Regions from separate parts of the Homo sapiens genome. Here region 2 is linked to region 1. The links are chromatin loops, found by intact Hi-C in ENCODE. Cell type or tissue: heart left ventricle. All regions are shown on one strand.

Region 1 (2,500 bases):
GTGTAAGCAGCAGGTTCCTTAGCAATGTGTGCAGTATGAGCCCAATTTAAAACAAAACAAAACAAAACAAAAATTATCACCGGAATTCTAGGTAGATCTCTGGCTACTGAGCCTATGGGTGATATTCATTTTCCTCCTATATCACCTATATGTGTTTCCCATATTTTTCAAATGTGCTATAATGAGCATGTAGACACAATGACCTCTGAAAGCAGAAATAAAAAACAATAAATGTCCTAAGAGAAAAATTAAACTGTGCTGGCTCACAGCACGGCAGGTCCGATTCACTGATGCAGTCTCCATTCTGGAAGATTTCTGTGTTTGTGCCCAGAAGGGAAAACAAAGGCAGCAGACGGAGTCTGTGAGGAAATCTACTGGAAACAACATCCTGAGTGAGGAAAGCAACAAAAGAGCCACCTCCCTAAAAGCAGCCCAAAGTGGCAATTCAAATAGTAAAAATGACGCAGGGATTTGGAAACAAAATCCCAGCTTGCAGTCAGAGCTTCCTGAGCCAGTGAAAACAGCAAGTGCGGAAGAGGAAGCCCAGGCTGCCCCATGTCCCCAGGGTCCACGGCTGCCACCTTTGCCAGGACCCCTGGGGGCTCAGAGAGAGCTCCATTCTTCTCCTCCCAGGTGGAGGGTCAGCCCTGTGCCCCAGGTGCCCAGCAGTCTAGGGGGCATGCCAAGTTTTCCCTGTGGGGAGCAAGGCTGCCCTTGGACAGGAACCCAGAAATGGCCTGAGCCGGGCCGGGCATGTGTTTCACCTCAGGCCACCTGCTTCCTGCTGGGCTGCGCAGCCGGGAGCCAGCGAGGCGGACACAATGGGCAAGACCCACGTCACTTTCTTAGGGAAAGAAAATTACTCTTTGTGGACCGAGAGATCAAGACAGGATATCTATAAGTGTTTAAAGAAAAGCCCAGTCTGCAGTCCCCTCCCTCCCCAAGCACTTCCGAAATGTCCCTCAACACACCCGGCTCTTTAAATATCCAAACCCAGAATAAATGTGCACACAGCATTTCCCCCAGCAACGGGGTCCACGCGGCTGCCAGCTGAGTCACAGATGTTAGAGCTGGGCCGGGCCTCTGAGATCACCAAGTTCAGGCTAAGAGCAGAATGACCAGCTCTCGGTGCTTCTTCCCTGTGCAGACACTTGCTGGCTGTGTCACTGCTGGGCACCTCTCCTCTCTCAGTGGCTCCCTGGGCTGTGCTGGTGCCACTCAGGTCTCCCTGTGCCCTTAATAACCACTGAGCCACCCAGCCTAGGCTGCTAGGGCCATGCTTTTAAATGAGATGCTGAGTCTAGAGAGGAAAAAGGACTCGCTGCATTGCACAACTTGTTCCTGGCGTAACTGGAGCTAAAACCTGGCGTGACTCGTCTCCTCCAGCTCTTTCCTGGACTCTTATGGACGTCTTGCGTCTGACGATTGTTTTGTGGGGCCATCCTGTGATGGTGCGGGTGATTGCTATAGATTACAAGCTGTTGAATGTACTTTCTTTGAGATCCCTCCAGATAGGTTTAGACAGGCATTTTCTTAAGTTTTGGATTTTTATCAACTTGGACTATATCTATGGTTTGGTTTTGTTTTTCATAAAAATTCTTTTTGGCCTCTGGTAAAGATAAATTCCACCAGACCTCAAAATGTGAAACAGACACAAGCAGACCTGATCTGGTTGGAGCAGGAGCAAAATCCCAAAGCTCCCTCTCCTACAGCCTCCCTCTGCTGCACAACCCCCATGTCCTGGGACTCATAGCTCTGAGCAATCATTTGCAAAACACTGGGCCGTCAGTATCTGATGGACTTGCTCGTATCTGAGAATCTGTGATTCGTGATTATGTGACTGTAGATAATGAAGAAAACATCCCCAGGTTCCTACCCTATCCTCCACCTAACTTGGCAGCATAGAGTAACAAATAAGGATGAGGAGAGATCTGACAGGTGTGCTAAATTTAAATGCACCCAGGGGTCATCAGTGAAATGTACACGCCCAAGCCCAAAATAAATCATTCATTCTTTCATTCCTCCAACAAAAATCGACTGCTAGGCACAGCAGATTATATGCAGGAAAGTAATTCACAGCCTTTATTCTTAAGGAGGTTTGGGTTTTATGTAAGAAAGTCTGACATCTAAATACAAAGAAAATTATAAACACTTCCAATATAATGTCTTTCAGATTTTCATGATCAAGAGCCGCCCTTTCCAGCAAGAATCACCATCAATGGCTTCATGGAAGAAGTGGCATTTGAAGAATAGTGTGATTTTGACAGGTGGAGCTGGGAGAGGAGGGCACTTCAGAATGAGGAAGCAGCATATTCAAAGGCCTGGGGGCCATTTGGTCATACAGGCTGAACCATATTCACCTCTAGGAAGCACATTCAGGTAATAGTGAAGGGAAGGGCAGCCATGGAATCAGCCACGTGGCAGCCCTGCTGGAAAGCACAGGTGTGTTCAAGAAATCCTGAGCTTGGGCACACCATGGGAGGGATCTGAATGGGGAAGC
Region 2 (2,500 bases), 110 kb before region 1:
AAGCTAGCTGCTGCTCTTGCCCTAGAACAGTCCAGGGCTATCCTGGAGGATTTTGTTTCCTTTTCTAAATTCAGAAATATCCTGGGATGCAACAGCTTTCTGAGTTGCCGGGCAAAACATCCAACAGCTTTTGGCCTCTGTCTCCACCCTGAAGAGCATGAAGTCAGCATTTCCCCAAATGTGAGCAAAACAGCAGCTAAATATAAGCTCCTGAGTAACAAGGGGGAGGTGGATAGGAATGAGGTGTCCCCTCGCAGGAAGAGCCACTTGCTGATAAAAAGGTGAGATGCAGGGCCTGTGCTGGGGCTCGCTCGCTCCCTGTCCTGGCTCTGCAGGGTGGGTTGCGCTCACCTCCACACCCGGGCTGCAAAAAGCTGAGAACCTTCCCAGTCACCATAGTGACAGAGCCAACAGATCCAAGTGAGGAAGGCAGCTTCCTAAATTGGAGTTATTCCGAGTTAATAACTGATTTGTCTGTGGACAACGACAGCAGTTATTTCACTGAAAGACACGAGATGCCCAGAATCTTTAGAGCTGTAAGAAAATGCCCTTCTCTCTCCAACTGTGTGGGTTATTTTCTCTGTTCGCTGTCGGTAAAATTGCTTGGGCAATGGTCAGCTTACTGCCCCAGATGCAATCGTATGCATGTGGTGGGAAGAGAGGGTTTGTGGGGGATGGGTAGTGGCGGTGCATCCTTCCAGGAGGTGGAAACCTGGGCAGTGGAATATTCCACCCCACGCCAATACCCCAACATCAAAACACGACGCCATGCAAAGAACTAGCCAGCCTGCCCCAGTGTCCTCTCCTTTGCTTGCTGGGAGAGTCGGGGAACAAGCCCCCCGCCCCCGACCTTCCCACACAGCTCCCGCATCCCACAGGTGGGGATGAGCCCTGTGTTGATGTGAAGGAGCAACAGAACACGCCCAGCAGTGGAGGGGAAGCCAGGATGGGGAGCCAGTCAGTTCCAAGCTCATTGCTCAAACCTGCCGTCATTCATTGGCTGGAGGGTTTCAGTTCTCCACCCCTAATCAAAGCAGAGATAAGGCTGGGGCGGGGGGCGGGAATAACACGGTCAGGAAATGCCCACTCCCTCCCTGCCTTGACCAGCTGGGAGGTGCTTAATCTTTATCACCAGAAGCTGCCCGTCTGCTGGGCATGCCCAACAAGCTGAGAAGACCGAGGAGGAAGAGGAGGAGCAGGATGGAGCCTCCCTGACTTCCTGCCGCCACACCCCCAGCTGTGGCCTCCTGCTCCTGCAGACCTCACCCCTGTGAGGCCACTCTGCTCTATCCCTGCCCCCACCTGTGCACAGCCACACACGACAAGCCTGTGTGACCACCCTGTCACCTTCCCCAGGCTGCAAACTGGAAAAAGCAGAGGCCAACCCAAGCTAAAAAGCCCGCTGATGCCGGCCAGTTGCAAGACCGCCAGCGATGGCATTGGGAATGGGGGTCCGAGGCTCCAGACTCTGCCCCAACGTTCCCCAGTGAACTTGGGAGAGGCCTGCAGCAACCTGAGCCTCGGTTTCCCTGCCTGAACAATGGGGAGCTGTGCATTTAGGCATGGATGAAAGGTTCTGTGAGTCAGGGTGGGAGGCGCTGTTCCTTCTGCTCATGGGGCTGTGGCCAGGTGCTGCCTCCCCAAATCCTGGCCCCTTGCTGGGCTGTGATGAGTTGAGTTCATGTCCATTCTCTTCACCGCAATTAATCTTCATTCCAGCCTTCCCCTAGGGCAGGCCTGGCCCATGAAACAGGCACTGTGATTTTATCTGCTGCTTAGGCAGCGAAGAGAAAGATGCCGTCATTGTTTCCCTCTCTGAAGCAGAGGATAAAGCACTTTCTGGGCTGCTAAACCAAGAAAAGTGTTCCTGGAAATCTTGACGTCTTCCTTGCACCCCTCCTTCACCTTTCTCTCCTTCCTTCCAACAGCAAAGGATTGCTGCCAAATGGCCATAGTCATTCACATTATGTCTGGTGACACTCTTTTCAGAAAGTTACCACGTGGCGTCTGCTACTGAAACTGTACATAACTTTTGGTTTAGTGTCCTGCCGAAATAAATAGCTAAGGCTATGTGTACTAGGTTGTTTATGGCAACGTTTTTTACAGTGACAAAAAAGGGGATACCTCATATATTCAATTAGGGAATGGTAAATGAAAATATTATAAAATCTATGCTGTACTGTGAGATATTATGTAGTTATTAAAAAGAACAGGTTAAAGCCAATTAGTTACCAATAAACAGGTTCATTAGGTATTAGAAACAAGCAAAACCTCCAACAGCTTTTGGATGAGTGGCTGAATTGCAGGTGTGCACCACCATGCCTGGTGCAGGGTGTATAGAATGATTTCATTTCTGTAAAAAAAGGAATTTAAGATTGGAGGGAGCAGAAAAGTTTGTGGGTTTTTTTTTTTTTTTTTTGACAGTTTCATTCTTGCCATCCAGGCTGGAGTGCAATAGTGCAATCTCAGCTCACCGCAACCTCTGCCTCCCAGGTTCAAG

Evidence for each region. A loop is a pair of places that touch in the nucleus more often than their neighbours do. Peaks named below come from ENCODE experiments on the same cell type or tissue, not always from the same donor. Only the 100,000 strongest peaks of a DNase experiment are listed, where the experiment ranks them.
Region 2: it touches region 1 in a loop (2.3-fold over the local background); 5 of 110 quality-filtered maps call a loop at or near these places.

The regions. Positions count from the first base shown.
Region 1 is chr10:31,696,983-31,699,482 of GRCh38, forward strand. The region is part of intron 1 of MACORIS (macrophage enriched lincRNA repressor of IFN-gamma signaling); the gene reads right to left. Among named protein-coding and RNA genes, the nearest start is that of MACORIS, 9.2 kb to the right of the region's middle. In heart left ventricle, no CTCF peak of the experiment used is centred here; DNase peaks (open chromatin) are centred at 759 and 1,049; H3K4me3 peaks cover 1,548 bases; H3K27ac peaks cover 2,500 bases.
Region 2 is chr10:31,583,260-31,585,759 of GRCh38, forward strand. No RefSeq gene overlaps it. Among named protein-coding and RNA genes, the nearest start is that of MACORIS, 120 kb to the right of the region's middle. RefSeq lists an enhancer at 1,172-1,672. In heart left ventricle, no CTCF peak of the experiment used is centred here; a DNase peak (open chromatin) is centred at 1,212; H3K27ac peaks cover 1,266 bases.